2 separate regions of the Homo sapiens genome follow, and region 1 is linked to region 2. Evidence: chromatin loops called from intact Hi-C (ENCODE). Cell type or tissue: mammary epithelial cell. All regions are shown on one strand. Links, peaks and the distances in the headings refer to the core of each region. The heading gives the core; the rest is flanking DNA.

Region 1 (10,016 bases), core at 2,017-10,016, 51 kb before region 2:
TGGCTGCCAATCCTATTTATATACTTGCCTTATGTATTATTTTGAAGACAATCGAGACATCATATAATGACATGTAAATCATTGATAAATATGAAAGCATTAAAGAAATAGATGCAAGAAGCCGGGCGCGGTGGCTCATGCCTGTAACCCCAGCACTTTGGGAGGCCGGGGCGGGCGGATCATCTGAGGTCGGGCGTTTGAGACCAGCCTGACCAACATAGAGAAGCACCGTCTCTACTAAAAATACAAAATCAGCCAGGTATAGTGGCACATGCCTGTAATCCCAGCTACTAGGGAGGCTGAGGCAGGAGAATCTCTTGAACCTGGGAGACGGAGGTTGTGGTGAGCCAAGATCGCACCATTGCACTCCAGCCTGGGCAACAACAGTGAAACTCCCATCTCAAAAAAAAAAAGAAAAGAAAAAAATTAGATGCAAGAATTTTCATAAAATGAAAATTTAAAATGTAATCATAAAAATATATTGAACTAAACTACTTTAAAAAGTGTTCCAGGCTGGGCACGGTGGCTCACGCCTGTAATCCTAGCACTTTGGGAGGCCAAGGCGGGCGGATCATGAGGTCAGGAGTTTGAGACCAGCCTGGCCAACATGGTGAAACCCAGTCTCTATTAAAAATACAAAAATTAGCCAGGTGTGGTGATGGGCACCTATAATCCCAGCTACTCGGAAGGCTGAGGCAGGAGAATTGCTTGAACTCAGGAGGTGGACGTTGCAGTGAGCCGAGATTGCGCCACTGCACTCCAGCCTGGGCGACAGAGCAAAACTCCATCTCAAAAACAAAAATAAGTGTTCCAGGCCGGGCGCAGTGACTCATGCCTGTAATCCCAGCACTTTGGGAGGCCGAGGCAGGTGGATTGCTTGAGGTCAGGAGTTAAAGACGAGCCTGTCCACATGGTGAAACCCCATCTCTACTAAAAATGCAAAAATTAGCCAGGCATGGTGGCACACGCCTGTAATCCTAGCTACTTGGGATTCTGAGGTGGGAGAATTATATAAACCTGGGAGGTGGAGGTTGCAGTCAGCCGAAATCGCACCACTGCACTCCAGCCTGGGCAACAAAGTGAGATTCCATCTCAAAAAAAAGAAAAAAAAAGTTCCAGAAAGGAGATTAAATTAATATCTGGCTGGGGAATACATAGGGTTAATTTAGCAAGACTTTCTGAAGTTAGGGAGCTTGATTTTTAAAAAGGAGTGACCAGTGAAACAGAAGAGGGAGACCATTCCATAGCAGATTACAGAAGCCAAATGTAGCTAGAAGAGAGGCGATGTGCTAGGGGAAAAAATGTTGAGAAAAGAGATTCGAGTTGACCTCAGGAGTTTCAAGTTACCTAGTTTAAAGCTTTGAGTATCGTTGGGGAGGGGTGAGAGTGTTTGCATGTGATTGAACATGGAGTAGGAAGCTGTGGTTAAGATTTAAACTGGGATAACATCACACTCTGTCCTCTACTTTAATGAGGCAGGATTGCAGATGTTATGGGCTGATGCCAAAAAGGCTAGAAGAATAAAGACAAATATGTGGAAGCACAATATAAAGTTTCATCAACTTCCATACCGGGAGATGGAGCATTTGAGACAGGTATGGGCCAGGGGCAGATATCCAGAAGTTCATGGTGAGGTAATTACATTTAATCAAGATCTCAAGGTTTTTTCTTTCATTTGTTGTTCACCATTGATCAAGCTTTTGCCCTTTGCCGTGAGAACAAAATATTGAACTGAATGAGGCATCAGATTATTTGTAAGAATTGGGTTCATCCAGAGTTGTAGCCCTCCATAGCAAGAGCTCCATAGAATTTCTGGCACACTTTCTGAATGAAAGTTGTAAATACTAAAATCTAATTAGTTTCTGAACATAACAAAAGTCTGCAAGGGGGCTGGGCGCGGTGGCTCACGCCTGTAATCCCAGCACTTTGGGAAGCCGAGGCAGGCAGATCACGAAGTCAGGAATTCGAGACCAGCCTGGCCCACAAGGTCAAACCCCATCTCTACTGAAAATACAAAAATTAGCTGAGTGTGGTGGCGGGCGCCTGTAATCCCAGCTACTCGGGAGGCTGAGGCAGGAGAATCGTTTGAACCCGGGAGGCAGAGGTTGCAGTGAGCCAAAATCATGCCATTGCACTCCAGCCTGGGTGACAGGGCAAGACTCCATCTCAAAAAAAAATAATAATAAAATGAAAATAGAAGTCTGCAAGGGCAGCCAGGCACAGTGGCTCTCGCCTATAATCTCAGCATTTTGGGAGACTGAGGTGGGCGGATCACCTGAGGTCAGGAGCTTGAGACCAGCCTGGCCAACATGGTGAAACCCCATCTCTACTAAAAATTCAAAAATTAGCTGGGCATGATGGCAGGCGCCTGTAGTCCTAGTCCCAGCTACTCGGGAGGCTGAGGCAGGAGAATTGCTTGAACCTGGGAGGCGGAGGTTGCAGTGAGTGAAGATCGCGCCACTGCACTCCAGCCTGGGTGATAAGAGCAAAACTCTGTCTCAAAAAAAAAAAAGTCTGCAAGGATCCAAAGGGCAGCATGAAAGTAGTATTTGGTGGTGACTTGATGGGTCGTTTTGAAGCTGAGAGTAAGAATCTAGGACCCATTCCGCAGATCAGGAAGAGTTCACTGAAGGATTTGGTATAATGTCAGGCTCTGTACTAGACATTATTTGGGATACAAAAGTAAATAAGTCAGAGGTTTTGTCCTCAAGGAACTAACCATCCAGAAGTAAATAGAAATAAACTTGGGGACCACATGCAGTGCTCATGCCTGTAATCCTAGCACTTTGGGAAGCCAAGGCGGGCAGATCACTGGAGGTCAGGAGATTGATACCAGCTTGTCCAACATGGTGAAACCCTGTCTCGACTAAAAATACAAAAGTTAGCCTAGAGTGGCGGCTTATGCCAATAATCCCAGCTACTCGGGTGGCTGAGGCAGGAGGATCACTTGAACCCAGGAGGCAGAGGTTGCAGTGAGCTAGGATTGCACCACTGCACTCCAGCCTAGGTGACAGAGCAAGACTCCATCTCAAAAAGAAAAAGAAAGAAATTTGGTCCTTTTTCTGGGCTGTAATAGAAGTTTACTGTACAGTGGGGTGGATGGATTGTCTATTGTATTAACAACTTATTTGGGTTAAAACTGCATCTGTGTTTATTTCTGCTTAGTTCCGCCAAGACGTCACCAAGTGTCTTTTCCTAGGTATTATTTCCATTCCACCTTTTGCCAACTACCTGGTCTTCTTGCTAATGTGAGTACAGACTTCCATCTCCCCAACATCTTGAAGATGTATCAATTTTTTTAAATTAAGAATTACTTTAAACAGCACTCATTTCAGAAGATAGGCAGAGGTTATCAAACTTCTGCTCCAATCTTCTCATTATTCCAAGGTTCATAAAAACCACTTAGGAAGACCTTGGTTACTGTGACACATCACAGCTATAAGTGTAGGTGGCCTAGACTCTCCCTATCTCTTAGCTGCCCTGAGTCATGTGAAATAAGATAGTGACCTTCTCCATCATCCCTAGAGGCTCTCTCCCCGAGAGAGAGTACTTTTAGACTAATTTCTTTAGGAAAAGTACATTTCGTATTCTGATAACATTTTTATTACTTCATATCCAAAAATGACATTTCTTAACTGTGATCTTGCATGTCATTCATTATCTATTGCTGTATAACAAATAACTTCAAAGCTTAATAGCATAAAACAATCGTATAAATCATTTTCATGATTTTGTAGCTCAAGAATTAGGGCAGTGCTCAGGTGGGCAGTTGATTTCTCTCTTCCATATAGGGTTGACAGAGGTCCCTTAGTGATATTTAGCTGCTGAATGGACTAGTCTGGAAAGTCCAATATCACTCTTATGTCTGGTGCCCTGGCAGGGATGGCTACACGGCTAGAACTGTCAACCAGAGTGCCCAGATGTGGCTTCTTCAGTATGGCAGCCTCAAGATAGTGGGACTTCTAACTTGGGAGCTCAGGGCTCCAAGAGTGAGGGGTTCTAGTAAGAATCTACATGACTTTATAACCTTGTCTTGAAGGTCACATAGAGTCACTGCTGCTCTGTCCTATTGATTGAATCAGTCACCTAGAATGAAAAAAGGGCAGGATGTAGACCTCAGCTCTCCATGAGACAAGTGCCAGAGAATTTGAGGTCATGTTTTAAAACCACCAAACACGTAGATAAATAAATTAAAAAACAAATCGTGGCCAGGTGCAGTGGCTCACGCCTGTAATCCCAGCACTTTGGGAGGCCGAGGCGGGCAGATCACAAGGTCAGGAGATTGAGACCATCCTGGCTAACACAGTGAAACCCTGTCTCTACTAAAAATACAAAATACTAGCTAGGCGTGGTGGCGGGTGCCTGTAATCCCAGCTACTTGGGAGGCTGAGGCAGTAGAATCGCATGAACCCAGGAGGCAGAGGTTGCAGTGAGCCGAGATCGCGCCACTGCAGTCCAGCTTGGGTGACAGAGCGAGACTCTGTCTCAAAAAAAAAACAACAAATCAGTTGCCTTTTACATACTGGGTCCACATAAGGACTGTGCTATAGTTAGATTGTCAACATCACATATAGTGTCCTGGTCAGGCTGCAACTCTCTCCAAAGCATGCTCTTCACATGCTTTAGTTCAAAATGAGTCATTATATCTGATTGCTGCGTGGCAGGCTATTCTGCTAGTCCTTCCTTTCACATCCCATTTCAGTAATGGTGCTTGAAATTGTGCTTCAGTGTGTCTTATAAACTTTGGTCTGAGAGTCACTTAAGAGAAAGGGCTGACTGTAGTGGCTCTCACCAGTAATCCCAGCACTTGGGGAGACTGAAGCAGGAAGATTGCTTGAGACCAGGAGTTTGAGACCACCCTGGGCAATATAGCAAGACCCGTCTCTGCAAAAAAATTAAAAACTTAGCCAGGCATAGTGGCCTGTGCCTGTAGTCCCAGCTACTCAGTAGGCTGTGGTGGGAGGATTGCTTGAGCCTAGGAGGTCGAGGCTGCAGTGAGCTGTGATCTTGCCACTGTACTCCAGCCTGGGTGAGAGAGGGGACCCTGTCTCTTAAAAAAAAAAAAAAAAAAAAAAAAACTGAAAAAGAAAAAGAACACTGAGGTAGGGAAATAGTGTCTCCATCTCTTCTTCCTAGTATTCATGTCTACCAAATGCTTTCTTTGGCTTCCTCTGAAAGAAGCCAGTTTCAGCAAGTGAGTTTGTGATTCTTTCTCCTTTCAGGTACCTGTTTCCCAGGCAACTACTGATCAGGCATTTCTGGACCCCAAAACAACAAACTGATTTCTTAGATATCTATCATGCTTTCCGGAAGCAGTCCCACCCAGAAATTATTAGTTATTTAGAAAAGGTCATCCCTCTCATTTCTGATGCAGGACTCCGGTGGCGTCTGACAGATCTGTGCACCAAGGTATTCCTGCAGTTAACCCTTCCTACAAATGTGGAATCTTGTTAGATTCAGTGTGCACTAAACTAGGTAAGAGGAGTAGTCAGGACTTTCCTAACATCTACAAATCTCTTACCTCTTCCAAGATACAGCGTGGTACCCACCCAGCAATACATGATATCTTGGCTCTGAGAGAGTGTTTCTCTAACCATCCTCTGGGCATGAACCAACTCCAGGCTTTGCACGTGGTGAGCACTTTGAGGGCTTCTCTTTTCCATAGCATCACCATGTTTCAGGTGTTTGCTTGAGCTCATACTATTTGCCTTTCCCCTCCTATGTGGTTGTGTTACAGAAAGCCTTGAGCCGGGCCATGCTTCTCACATCTTACCTGCCTCCTCCCTTGTTGAGACATCGTTTGAAGACTCATACAACTGTGATTCACCAACTGGACAAGGCTTTGGCAAAGCTGGGGATTGGCCAGCTGACTGCTCAGGAAGTAAAATCGGTAAGAGCTTGATTGCAACATCAACCCTCAACCCTTGGTGTGCTTTTGAGCCTATGGCAGGCCGGAGGTTTACAGGGGCTCCTTGTCTTGTTTGTTTATAGAACCCAGCTTCTTTATTCTCTCACTTCATTTATTTATTTATGATTTATTTTTATTTATTTATTTATTTTGAGACAGAGTCTCATTCTGTTGCCCAGGCTAGAGTACAGTGGCACAGTCTTGGCTCACTGCAACCTCTGCCTCCCGGTTCAAGTGATCCTCCTACCTCAGCCTCCCAAGTAGCTGGATTACAGGTGTGCACCACCACGCCCAGCTAATTTTTTGTATTTTTAGTAGAGATGGTTTCACCATGTTTGCCAGGCTGATCTCAAACCCCTGGCCTCAAGAGATCCATCAACCCAAAGTGCCGAGACTACAGGTGTGAGCTACCGCACCCAGCATATTTATTTATTTTTCAGTCTCACTATTTTAACCAAGCTGGTCTTGAACTCCTGGCCTCAAGCAATCCTCCCATCTTGGCCTCCTAAAGTGCTGGGAATACAGCCGTGAACCACTGTGCCCGGCCTTTTTAAAAATTATTTTTTAATTAGCCAGGAGTGGTGGCACATGCCTGTAATCCCAGGTACTTGGGAGGCTGAGACATGAGAATTGCTTGAACCCAGGAGGTGGATTGCAGTGAGCCAAGATCGCACCACTGCACTCCAGCCTGGGTGATAGAGTGAGACTCTGTCTCAAAAAAAACCCAAAAAATAAAATAAAATTATTTTTTATTTTTGTAGAGACAGGGTCTCACTATGTTGCCCAGGCTGGTCTTGAACTCCTGGGCTCAAGTGATCCTCCCGCCTTGGCCTTTCAAAGTGTTGGGATTACAGGCATGAGCCACTGCGCCCAGCTCCTCACCTCATTTCTGTGTCTTTTTTCTCAAGAAACTTAGCTAGGGGGAAGGAATTGCCCACAGAAATTTTGGTTTGTATTTCTTTTCTTCTGGCACTTCAGAAAGCAAGGATACTGCAGTTTAGACCTACTATTTTAGCTTATATAGGACTCTTTGCTTTTGTCATCTTGTCCATCACTAGTTTTCAAATTGCCATGAGGAAAGGCTTCATGTGGGAATGAGATTGTAACTTTTTTTTTTTTTTTTGAGACAGAGTCTCGCTCTGTTGCCCAGGCTGGAGTGCAGTGGCATGATCTTGGCTCACTGCAACCTCCGCCTCCCAGGTTCCAGTGATTCTCCTGCCTCAGCCTCCCGAGTAGCTGGGACTGCAGGTGCATGCCACCACGCCTGGCTAATTTTTGTATTTTTTAGTAGAGATGGTGTTTCACCATATTGGCCAGGCTGGTCTCCAACTCCTGACCTCGTGATCCGCCTACCTCGGCCTCCCAAAGTGCTGGGATTACAGGCACGAGCCACCGTGCCCGGTGAGATTGTAACTTATTTAAAGGAGATTTAGGATTGTTTGTGGATTTCCATTTCCTTGGCATAATCATTCTATGATTATTAAGGACCATTTCTGTTCTGAGTGGTATAGGCTTGTTATCTCCGTGGCCTGAATTCTACGCATATTGGTGAAGATAGGTGTCGAACTTGGCTGGGAGAATGGCTGCAGATTTCCTGCAGCCTGAAAGGTAAAACACATTTCTGTGGTTATACCACTAAAATCCAAGTCACTTTTGTATTTTATTCTGAGGTCATTTTGGAGTTAATTATTGAGTACTGTGAGACATATATATACATACATCTAATTGAAAGGGCACAAACTCACATGCCTACTGCATGCCCGGCAGGTAACGAAGTAGGCCATAAGACAAGAGGGAGTAGTGGGGACTGTGGAAACCTAAGAGTGAATGCATGCTAGTGTGAATTTTCCAACCTTGGCACTTCCTTATGGGGGGAATATCCTGTGCTTTATTTATTTATTTATTTATTTATTTTGAGACGGGGTTTCGCTCTTGTTGCCCAGGCTGGAGTGCAATGGTGCGATCTCGGCTCACCGTAACCTCTGCCTCCTGGGTTCAAGTGATTCTCCTGTCTCAGCCTCCCAAGTAGCTGGGATTACAGGCATGCACCACCACGCCCAGCTAATTTCGTATTTTTTTTTAGTAGAGACCAGGTTTCTCCATGTTGGTCAGGCTGATCTCGAACTCCCGACCTCAGGTGATCCGCTGGCCTCGGCCTCCCAAAGTTTTGGGATCACTGGCGTGAGCCACCATGTCCAGCCTATCCTGTTCTTTATAGGTATTTATTATAGCAGTATCCCTAGCCTCTACCCACTAGATGCCAGTAGCACCCCTTCACCCACAGTTGTCTCAACCAAAAATGTCTCTAGACATTGCCAAATGTCCTAGGGGTGGGGAGGAGAGAGGCAGGATTGTCCCCGTTGAGAAGTACTGGTCTAAAGGCATTCAAACTCAGAAAAAAAACAGTCTGCTGACCAAACACAAAGCATCTGAGGGTATGTATTAGGCTTGTTTGCCCCCTGTTTAGGCTAGGTCTTGATGTTTTGTGGGCCTTTGGATGTTAGGGTAGGCCTACTAATCTTGAAGCTGAGAAATGTCCCTAGAGCACCAACTTCTACCAGAAGAATCCCAACGCGACTGGTGTTTAGTACCATTACCATCTCTGAATTTTCTACTGCAATCACATGAGAAATAGAGGATGAGTTGATACGAATATATAGTAGAAGGAAAGGAAGGCATGCATACAGGGGCTGAAACAAAGAAGGGGAACTTTGAGAAAAACAGCTTCTTCATTCCACCCCTCCCTGCACTTGGCTTCCTGCCTCCAGGCTTAAGCCATATATAACAAGGCAGTTATAAGGCAGTGTTCCCAAGCCAAACCACTAACACTGTGTTTTCAGAAGCTGAGCTGTCTCTCTTGCTGCACAACGTGGTCCTGCTCTCCACCAACTACCTTGGGACAAGGCGCTGAATGAACCATGGAGCGGATGGCATTGTCCTGCAGTCGTATAGTATAGCAGTGCAGGAACAAACAGCACTTGCCAGCAAAGTCTGTGTGTACTGTTAAGTGTGTGGGAGGCAGAGAGAGGAGCAGGGGCCATGGGCTTCACAGCATGGCACACATGTGGGAACTGCAGACATTCCTCTCACAGCTAGAACTGAAACAAACCCTCTTGCTAGGGGTGGTCCGTGTGAGGTGTCATCCTGTCCCCCTCATAATTACTAATAGCTGGAACTGGCAGCAGCCTCTACTGGGCTTTTACTGTGATGTGTTCAGTTCATGTCCTAGGAAGTCAGCTTTTGCCCCAGGTGGGAATCCTTATTTGGCTTAGGACTGATCCACTTCCATGTTACTTACATCTGTGGGTTTTTGTTGTTGCTGTTAGAAAATTTGTGGCTGGTGAAAACAGCACTCCTTTGGCTGGAGCACATGTGTCCGTGCATGTACTTGGGTGTTTCCCTCCATCCTTTCTGATATGACCAAAAATCAAGTTGTTTTGTTTTTTGTCACCTTCACTGGCATGGGCTAACCACTTCTTTTTCAAACCCTCTGAACACCTTTTTCTGATGGGTAACTTGCAGGAATATTCTATTGGAAAAGATAACAGGAAGTACAAGTGCTTCTTGACCCCTTCCTCAATGTTTCTAGCCTTCACTCTCCATTGTCTTTTCTGGGCTGTATTACAGCCCTCTGTGGATCTTCAACTCTGCTGCCTCCACTGTGATGCAGCAGTCCAACTGTAACTGACAGTGGCTGCCTTCTCTGGGCCATGGATCACACCTGTAAGGTACTAATTACTGCCCAGCCTGGGGAGATCAGGAGAGGTCTGCATAGTTAGTAAGTTGGGTTTAGCTTTTGTGTGTGCATCAGTGACTTAGAGTTCTGTAATAACTTATTGTAAATGCATGAAGCACTGTTTTTAAACCCAAGTAAAGACTGCTTGAAACCTGTTGATGGAAATGACTTATGCATACTCTAATCATTTTGCTGTCTCCTTTTACAAGACTGACATAATCTAACAAATGGGGATTTAATTGGTTGGCATAGAACCTTCTGATGGGATGGAAGTTTTGCAGAAACTGATTTGAAGTTGATCTCCTTGCTGGACACTTTAAGGTGATAACAAGGAAAAGAGAATTTCATAAAGTTAATGGAATGAGGCCGGGC
Region 2 (10,438 bases), core at 1,041-9,040:
AGCAAGTTGTTCTTTCTGCCTGAAATAACCTTCCACTATCTAAGCTGGGCACAACATGCCTGTAGTCCCAGCTACTCGAGAAGCTGAGGTAGGAGGATTGTTGAGGCCAATCGACTGTTAGGAGTTCAAGACTGTTAGGCGTGGGCAACATAGCAAGACCCCATCTCTTAAAAAAAAAATCCTGGGCCAGGAGCAGTGACTCACGCCTGTAATCCCAGCACTTTGGGATGTCGAGGAGGGTGGATCATTTGAGGTCAGGAGTTCGAGACCAGCCTGGCCAACATGGTGAGACCCTGTCTCTATTAAAAATACAAAAATTAGTCGGGTGTGGTGGTGGGTGCCTGTAATCCCAGCTACTCGGGGGCTGAGGCAGGAGAATCGCTTGAACCCAGGAGGTAGAGGTTGCAGTGAGCTAAGATTGTGCTTCTGCACTCCAGCCTGGGTGACAGTGAGACTCCGTCTCAAAAAATAAATATATAAATAAATCCTGGATTCACCTCATGTGTCACACATGTTCCCTAACACCAATCCTCCCATGAACGTCTTACTGTCACTATCAGAACACTTATCTACAAAATCACAACTATTTATCATTTTTTCAGAGTTTTATTTTGATTCGATTAGTTGTGTTTTGTTTCGGTGCTTTTTTTTTTTTGGATACCAGATGATTAATGGGCTATTTGATCAGGAAGTATGCCTCATCCATTTGTGTATTCCTACCACATCAAAAAGTGCTAAATAGGCCAGATGCCGCAGCTCATACCTGTAATCCCAGCACTTTGGGAGGCCAAGAAGGGTGGATCACTTGAGGTCAGGAGTTCGAGACCAGCCTGGCCAATATGGTGAAACCCTGTCTCTACTAAAAATACATAAATTAGCTGGGTGTGATGGTAGGTGCCTATAATCCCAGCTAATCAGGAGGCTAAGGCAGGAGAATCACTTGAACCTGGGAGACGGAGGGTGCAGTGAGCCGAGATCATGCAACTGCACTCCAGCCTGGGTGACAGAGTGAGATTCCATCTCAAAGAAAAAGAAAAAAAAAGCTAAATAAAAGTGTATTGTGTAAATGAAATAAATTATAGTGATATCAAGGGGAAAATTTCAGACTACCTGCAAATGCCCCCTTGATAAAACTCTACGAAATATACATTTTAAAAAGCGTTGTATGAAATAAGCATTTTTAAATTAAATTGAATTTAAACTAAAAAGTGTTTGTTTTTAAGTATTTCACAGCACAGCTGCAGCTAGTGAGAAAGTCTTAAGGGTTCTATGAAATTCATTTCATCAGAAAAATGCAGTAAGATCTCTCATACACATATACACACACAACTCTCCCATGGATACCAGGAGGCCCTAGAATGCAAAGGAAAATTTCATGCTAGGGAAAACAAAAGAAAAAGAAAATTTAACCTGAGAAGTTTGTGAAAAGCCTTGTGAATGTAGAAAAACGATTTCGATGCAACCACTGCTGAGCTTCCTGAGGTGTGGTTGTTGGTAAGAGGTTCTGAAAGGGAGAGCACGTTTTTTAGATAACCAAATAGATTTGTCTGTTACCCCATTAGGTAACACATAGCCAAACACCCCACACAACCCCATACTCAGGCCTAGTTTGTGAAAGTTGTTTTCTCTTTCTCCAACCATGCAAGATGCTCAAGGAGTTCCATCCTTTTCTTCCCCACTAGACTATAAGCTGCTCAAATGGAAAGGTCCTGCATTACTTGTTTCATATCTTTAGTCCCTAGCACAGTATCTGGTTCATAGTCAAAATTCAATAAATGTTTGTTTAATGAATGAATGAATAATACTCCCTAAAAGTTGGGCATTTCTACTGAATTGGACAGTCATCAAAGTATTACCAGACATTGCAAGTAACTGACATTCAACTTTAGACTTACATCTGTGACTGGAGGGGGTGGCTCTGGCTGGTGGTTTGGTGAACCATTTCTAAAGAAACATTTAAAATGAAAGGATGAGTCCATGACACATGCTGGGGCTCATTATTTCATTCCTCAGCTTCACAATAAATCTCATGCTAGAGATTAAAAAAAAATCTGTGCTCTCTCATAACACATTCTTATTCTTTGACCCAATACTTTAATTTTCTATTAGTTTAACCTAAAGACTTTATGAGGAGGGGGAGAAACTATGTCATTAGCAATATTTTCTTATTATTGAGGAAACTGAAGAAAATATCAACATTTCAATAAATTGGGACTGATGAGATAAATTATGGCATAAAAATATTTAACCATAAATTTACTAAGATGAAAAATTATGAAAGAATAATTATCAAGAAAAAAATTTAAAAATAAAATGAAAAATATCAGGATAAAAAATTTTATCAATACATTACTACTGTAGGAAATACATAAATATGCACACATATACAAGAAAAATATTGGAAGAAAATTTATGCAATGCAATATCATCACACAGATTTAAAATAAAAAACAATTTTTTTTTTTTTTTTGAGACGGAGTCTCGCTCTCTTGCCCAGGCCGGAGTGCAGCGGCATGATCTCGGCTCACTGCAACCTCTGCCTCCCGGGTTCATGCCATTCTCCTGCCTCAGCCTACCGAGTAGCTGGGACTACAGGCGCCTGCCACTACACCCGGCTAATTTTTTTATATTTTTAGTAGAGACAGGGTTTCACTGTGTTAGCCAGGATGGTCTCGATCTCCTGACCTTGTGATCCGCCCGCCTCCGCCTCCCAAAGTGCTGGGATTACAGGCGTGAGCCACCGCGCCCGGCAAAAAAAATTATTTTTAAAGTAGCCCCAAAAATTAGTGCTGCCTAATTTATGATCCAAGGGTTATCTCCACACTCCAGTTTTTCTTTTTCTTTTTTTTTTTGAGACGGAGTTTCACTCGTTTGCCCAGGCTGGAGCGCAGTGGCATGATGTCAGCTCACTGCAACCTCTGCCCTCTGGTTTCAAGCGATTCTCCTGCCTCAGCCTCCCAAGTAGCTGGGATTACAGGCGCCCGCCGCCACACCTGGCTAATTTTTTTATTTTTAGTAGAGACGGGGTTTCACCATGTTGGCCAGGCTGGTCTCGAACTCCTGACATCGTAATCTGCCCACCTTGGCTTCCCAAAGTGCTGGGATTGCAGGTGTGAGCCACCGCGCCCAGCCTGTTTTTCTTTATACGTTCTTTGTCTATGAATTGTCCCTCTTCCCTAATGCCTACTTTTATGGAAGAAAAAGTTTAACTAGTATGAAGTACACGACAAAGAGAAGAGAAAAATTTTTAAACACAGCTCTTAAACCCTATATCATATTTGGAATTACCTATAAGTAGAATGTATCATCTATGTGGATGTTAAGATTTTTTTTTCTTTTAAAAAAAGATCTTTTTCCTTTTTTAGCCTTAGCTGCAAAATTCAAATTTGGTATTCGAACTTAGTAATTAACTTATCTTAGGGCCCTACTTATATGTATTCCCTCTACAACTAATACCTACTTTTATTCTTAATTGTTACGTTTTAAATATTTAAGCTACCTTAATTAAATCCTTTAAAAAGTAGGTCAGACATAGAGCCTAAATAAATCCAAAACCACAAACATTGCAACCAAACAATATACTCGCACATTTGGTAGCCTAACTATTTCAAGTTTCAATATGGCTATGTGAAATACATGTTAAATGCTTGGACTATAATACAGCTACTTTTTAAAATTGGAGTAGGCATCTGTACCAACTTTCAATTATCTCTTATGGTAAAAGATAATAAGGCAAGATTAAATGTATCCCATAAATAATTCCAAAACTTCATTTTAGCCATCATCTTCAAACTTATTTCCCCAATTATCAAAGATTCATAATAATTAGGTGTTAGAAGTATTCCTAACAAGTAACAAAACAAATTTTAGTGTTTGTACAATTGTTTCCAGTTCCCAAAGACCACTGTCTGGTGCAAGTATGATCAGGAAATGAAATAACCACAAGATGTGCAGTAATAGGGAGAGGCAAAAAGCCCAGATCATCAGTCCCTGAACCACTAAAAATTGACCATAAATGCTACTTTCTAGTGGGGGGAAAAAAGACGAGGAGGAGGGAGAGGGGAGAACACAAAGAGAAGAAAGGGCTATATAAAACTCTTTCGATCTCTTTTGAAGCTACTCCAAATCTCAGTTAATATATAAATCCATCAAAGAACGACCAAATAGATATACTTATTGATTTAAAAAAGATCTTGTTTATGAACAGGTAATGAAAGAATATATATTTTGGACAAATATAAGCCAATTTTATTTCCCAGACTTACCCTTCCCCAAGAGAAAAACTGCTATGGGAACTGTTGAAGCCAGGTGATGGGGAGTTATTGACATACGTGATCTCGGGCCATGGAGAACACTAAAAACAAAGGATAAGTTAGATAATGAACGAGCACATATGACCCCAGGATTTGACTAAAACATTGTTACTTGAATAGCACATCTTGATTAGTAAATCTTAATTCCTCAGAGACTCCCATAAGCAATAGAGAACACTGCTTCTCTTTCCGCCATCTTGGAGCCTGTGGGGAGGCCTGCTGAGAATAGGACTTCTAAAAAGAAATAAGTCTAGAAAACTACGGTCCCAGGCCATTTTTGTTGGTTATAAGTGGGTTCCAGAACCAAAGGCAGCACACAGCTCTTCCTAAAATTGAAGGTGGTTTATGCCCAAGATGAAACTGAATTCTATTTGGGCAAGAGATGTGCTTATGTATACAAAGCAAAGAACACCACAATAGCTCCTGCAGCAAACCAAACCAAACCAGAGTAATTTGGGGAAAGATAACTTGGACACAGAGACAGTGGCATGGTTCGTGCCAAATTCTAAAGCAATCTTCCTGTTAAGGCCGCTGGACACAGAATCCATGTGATACTGTGTCCCTCAAGGCTTAGGAGAAGTAAATTCTGACCAGTTTGGAAGTGATGAATTTTTAAGATTAAAAATTATGAACTGAAATTGTCACCAAAAGAAATCTTTTTACCTCTGTGAGTATGGTTGTCTCATAGGAAGGCTGATATTTCTCCTTTTCATGAGGTGTTCGTTTCTCCATTTTTTCCCTATCCGTTTTTTGCTTTCTGTCTGCACCTTTGGGCTGAAATGAGAAATATTTTGTTTTAAATTCAGGTACTCACCTTTTAACCCAAAATATTGCTTCCAAAAACTTAAATATTCATGTATGAAACAAAATTGTATGTGCAGTGATGTAAAGGCAAGACACATCACTTTAAGTTTGAAAATAGGAAATTTAAATGTTTATATTCGATGGAGTTGAAAAGAATCAGATCTATAGCTACTGACATGGAAAGATCTCTAAAGCACATAGTTCACTGAAAAAAATCAAGTCTCAAAACATTTCTTTCTTTTTTTTTTGAGACGGAGTCTCATCCTGTCACACAAGCTGGAATGCGGTGGCGAGATCTTGGCTCACTGCAACCTCCGCCTCCAGGGTTCAAATTATTCTCCTGCCTCAGCCTCCCCAGTAGCTGGGACTACAGGCGTCCGCCACCACACCCAGCTAATTTTTTATCTTTAGTAGAGACGGGGTTTCACCATTTTGGTCAGGCTGGTCTTAAACTCCTGACCTTGTGATCCGCCCACCTCGGCCTCCCAAAGTGCTGGGATTACAGGCATGAGCCACCGTGCCTAGCCTCAAAACATTTCAAATAGTATAATCCCATTTATGTGTCAAAGAAAATATGTATATAGCTATGTATGTGTGTGTATAAAAGCATAGGAAGGAACTAGAAGAGCTGGGCGCAGTGGCTCATGCCTGTAATCCCAGCACTTTGGGAGGCCGAGGCAGGCGGATTGCCTGAGGTCAGGAGTTCGAGACCAGCCTGGCCAACATGGCGAAACCCTGTCTCTACTAAAAATACAAAAAATTAGCTGGGCATGGTGGTGTGTGCCTGTAGTCCTAGGTGCTGGGGAGGCTGAGGCGTGAGAACAGCTTGAACCCAGGAGACGGAGGTTGCAGTGAGCTGGCACTGCACCACTGCATTCCAGCCTGGGTGACAGAGTGAAACTCCGACTCAAAAAAAAAAAAGAAGAGGGAAGTAGAAGAACACATACGAAATTATGAAATTATGACAGTGGTTTCCTCTGGGAAGAGGTTGTGGAGGGGGTCAGTGTAAGAGTAGTAAAGGGAGAATTTCAGTGTTGCTATGAATACCTCTGTATTATTCAATCTCTTACAATGAGAACATATTTATTCATGTGATAAAAATAAACAGGACCCTGGCTGGGGCACAGTGGCTTACACCTGTAATCCCAGTACTTTGGGAGGCCAAGGAGGGCAGATAACTTAAGCCCGGGAGTTCAAGGCCAGCCTGGGCAACATGGCAAGACCCCCTCTCTATAAAAAATACAAAAATTAGCCCGGTGTGGTGGCACATGCCTGTAGTCCCACTTACTGGGGAAGCTGAGGCAGGAAGATCAATTGAGCCCAGGAGGTTAAACTATGATTGCGTCACTGCACTCCAGCCTGGGTGACAAAATGAAACCCAGTCTCAAAAATAAATAAATAAATAAATAAGACCAAATAAGAAAAGATCAAGTATGAAAATAACCATAACTAGTCAATTTTTGTGAGCTTTACAAGAGCTTGTAACTTCAATAGGCTTTAAGAGCTTTCAATGAGAATCCATGTTCTTGCCTCTAGCCCTCTTTTCCAAGTTCCTATTATCCTACGACCATGTAAATTTCTTTACCAGGCATCTTGGTAATTATTTCAATGACTCTAGCTTAGACTTTTTGCGTGTGTGTGAGTTTTCAAAAAAAGACAAGTTGATTTTCTGACTTGGTAACTAATGTTAAAATAGAATGATAAGGTAAAAGAATCCAAGGGCCAGCACATTGCCCAGGAATACCTTGAAAACTTTGATCTGGCAGCTGGCCGAGTGTAAGTGCTCAGTATATTCCCCGTTTTCATTCTCCTTGAAGGTATCTATTTGTACTCGGAATGGCACCCCCTTTTCTCCACCATGTTTCCTCATAGTGAACTCTGTGCTAATACAGTGCACCTGAAAAGAATACAACAGCAAGGCTTCAGTACCGCTAGCTAGCCAAACCAGTTGGCAGTATTTTTTTAGCAACTATTAACAGCAAAACCTTTACCAGGCATTATGAATACCTACAAAAAACACTTTTCCTCTTTTTGATCTTGAAGAACTTACAATCTGATAGAGGAAATAGAAAAATGCTTTACAAATGCAAACAAAATAAAAGTACAGATCTAATGCTAACAAAAGCTACTGTGAGGAACTAAATTCATTAACTGCTTCAAAGAACACAGAGCTAGCAAAAGAGAAATGATTTATGTTAGTTAAAGTTTCCTCAATTTTAAGGAAGATTGTAGAAAGAGGAGTCACTACCCAGTCTGGGAACATAGTAAATATGAAAGTTCACAGCAATAGTGGAGAAAAAGGTTTGCTTGGCTACTGCATAAAGTCTAAGATTGGTGAATTTTTTTTTTTTTTTTTTTTGAGACTAAGTTTTGCTCTTGTCACCCAGGCTGGAATGCAATGGCACAATCTCGGCTCACCGCAACCTCCACCTCCCCGGTTCAAGCAATTCTCCTGCCTCAGCCTCCCAAATAGCTGGGATTACAGGCACACACCACCACGCCCTGCTAATTTTTGCATTTTTAGTAGAGACAGGTTTTCGCCATGTTGGCCAGGCTGGTCTCGAACTCCTGACCTCAGGTGATCTGCCTGCCTCGGCCTCCCAAAGTGCTGGGATTACAGGTGTGAGCCACGGCACCCAGCCTGGTGAATCTTAATAGAAGAACCTTGTCTGACTGACTACTCCACAAGATTATAGCTGAAAGTCTTAAAATCATATATATAAAGTGTTTACTTAACATAGTGACTATTTCATGTGAAGTATTAATAAACTAGTGGTTACTATAATTACTACAAATAAGGATTTTCAAGGACTCTACCCAAAGAACATAATCAGATACGCAAATCAAATTTTAAGTATAAATATGTTCAAAATAACATCACAGATAATAGTAAAAAATCAGGCCAATCAAGGCCGGGCATGGTGGCTCACACCTATAATCCCAGCACTTTGGGAGGCCAAGGTGGGTGGGTCACCTGAGGTCAGGAGTTCAAGACCAGCCTGGCTAGCATGGCGAAATCCCACCTCTACCAAAAATACAAAAATTAGCCAGGCATGGTGACATGCGCCTCTAGTCCCAGCTACTGGTGAGGCTGAGGCAAGAGAATCGCTTGAACTGGGAGGCAGAGGTTGTAGTGAGCCGAGATTGCACCACTCCACTCCAGATTGGGAGACAAAGCCTAGACACTGTCCCCCCCCAAAAAAATTATGCCAATCTAACTGCCAAATAATTGTTATGTAAATTATGGTACAACCAAGAAATGAAATATTATGCAGCCATTACCAAGCAATTTTGGGAGACACAAATAAATAAACTGGGGTATTAGAAGAGCAATTCAGAAACTCCTCAATGCTCTCAGGCACAGGTTAAAGAGCCTGGGCTTGACAGTCAGGCTAGAACCCTGTAAAGATTTCAAAGTTAACATGTTTTATCCTTTAAGAAATAAACTGATAGTAAGAGAGATACTCTTCAAAACTGGAACCCTATCTGCAACGCCTTACCTGAATAAACACAGATGTCCTCTTTGCAGGGTCCCACAGGAACTCCACTGTATTTAGTTGAGTTGGATTAGCCCTAGGATCGATTATACCCACAGACATCGGGATATCTGAGAAACAAAATGGTAATCATTGAACAATTTTGAGGGCCACTCAGTTTTAAATAAGAAAGCATTGATTCTTATATTACTCAATGTAGCTACCAAGATTTTTGTATATCACATCCTAAATTTCTTTGTTTTTTTTTTTTGTCGTTGTTGTTGTTTTTTATGGAGTCTTGTTCTGTTGCCCAAGCTGGAGTGCAGTGGTAACAGGCCTGGAGTGCAGTGGCACCATCTCAGCTCACTGCAACCTCTGCCTCCTGGGTTCAAACGATCCTCCTGCCTCTGCCTCCTGAGTAGCTGGGATTACAGGCCCGTGCCACCACGCCCGGCTAATTTTTTTGTATCTTTAGTAGAGATGGGGTTTCACCATGTTGGCCATGCTGCTCTCAAACTCCTGACCTCAGGTTATCCACCCACCTTGGCCTCCTAAAGTGCTGGGATTACAGGCTTGAGCCACTGTGCCCAGCCCACACCTTAAATTTCTTTTTTGTCAATGAAAATATTTGATTAGAGTAAAATTGACTTAAGTACTTTGCTTGAGCACCTTTTTTCCTCTTTAAAAAGTTTTTAAAATACGGCAATTAAAAAAATTATTTGGCCAGGCACGGTGGCTCACACCTGTAATCCCAGCACTTTGGGAGCCCAAGGCAGGCGGATCATGATGTCAGGAGTTCGAGACCAGCCTGACCAACATGACGTAACCTCATCTCTACTAAAAATACAAAAATTAGCCGGCCGTGGTGGCCCACACCTGTAATCCCAGCTACTCAGGAGGCTGAAGCAGGAGAATTGCTTGAACCTGGGAGGTGGAGGTTGCAGTGAGCCGGAGATCGAGCCACTGCACTCCAGCCTGGGTGACAAAGCAAGACTTCATCTCAAAAAAAAAAATTATTTTTAGGCCAGGCGTGGTGGCTTACACCTGTTATCCCAGCACTTTGGGAGGCCAAGGTGAGCGGATCACCTGAAGTCAAGAGTTCAAGACCAGCCTGGCCAACATGGCGAAACCCCGTCTCTACTAAAAAATACAAAAATTAGCCAGGCATGGTAGTGGGCATCTGTAATCCCAGCTACCTGAGAGGCTGAGGCAGAGAGAACTGCTTGAACCAGGGAGGCGGAGGTTGCAGTGAGCCAGTATTGCGCCACTGTGCTCCAGCCTGGGTGACAGAGCAAGACTGTCTCGAAAAACAAAAAAATCATTTTTAAATTGAGAAATAATAATTGTACATATTCATGGGCTATATAGTGATGTTTCAATACATATAATGCATAGTGATCAGATCAGGGTAATCAGCATATTCATTGTCTCAAACATCTGTCATTTCTTTGTGTTGGGAATGTTTAGTATCCTCCTTCTAGCTTAAAATATGGCAATTTAAAGGCAGTTTCCTTTTAATTTGTTAAAATCCTATTTAAGGTGGATTAAGTCTACACTATCATGAAAACTGTAATTTATAATCTATTTCAACTACAGTTTGAAAATTAGTTTCATTGCCAAAAGCACATTAAGAGTATTGCTATTGAAGGGGTGCAGCAGAGTGTCTATATGAAGGTAGAAAGCATTATATCATGAATGAAAGTGGGAAAATTTTAACATAAAGATTGATGCAGGCCAAGCGTGGTGGCTCACGCCTGCAATCCCAGTACTTTGGGAGGCCAAGGCGGGTGGATCATTTGAGGTCAGGAGTTCGAGACCAGCCTGGCCAACATGGTGAAAACTTGT

Evidence for each region. Peaks named below come from ENCODE experiments on the same cell type or tissue, not always from the same donor. Only the 100,000 strongest peaks of a DNase experiment are listed, where the experiment ranks them.
Region 1: it touches region 2 in a loop (9-fold over the local background); 4 of 110 quality-filtered maps call a loop at or near these places.

The regions. Positions count from the first base shown.
Region 1 is chr12:51,050,613-51,060,628 of GRCh38, forward strand. It overlaps LETMD1 (LETM1 domain containing 1), which reads left to right. Exons shown (of 9, transcript NM_015416.5): 3 at 1,480-1,595; 4 at 3,166-3,248; 5 at 5,223-5,409; 6 at 5,532-5,633; 7 at 5,738-5,890; 8 at 7,420-7,516; 9 at 8,749-9,812. The coding sequence ends at 8,819. Among named protein-coding and RNA genes, the nearest start is that of LETMD1, 7.3 kb to the left of the region's middle. In mammary epithelial cell, for the core only: no CTCF peak of the experiment used is centred there; a DNase peak (open chromatin) is centred at 5,829.
Region 2 is chr12:51,102,260-51,112,697 of GRCh38, forward strand. TFCP2 (transcription factor CP2) reads right to left here. Exons shown (of 15, transcript NM_005653.5): 5 at 8,618-8,724; 6 at 6,862-7,014; 7 at 4,977-5,087; 8 at 4,266-4,354; 9 at 1,896-1,944; 10 at 1,411-1,504. It also overlaps the pseudogene RPL35AP29. Among named protein-coding and RNA genes, the nearest start is that of CSRNP2, 24 kb to the left of the region's middle. In mammary epithelial cell, for the core only: no CTCF peak of the experiment used is centred there; no DNase peak of the experiment used is centred there.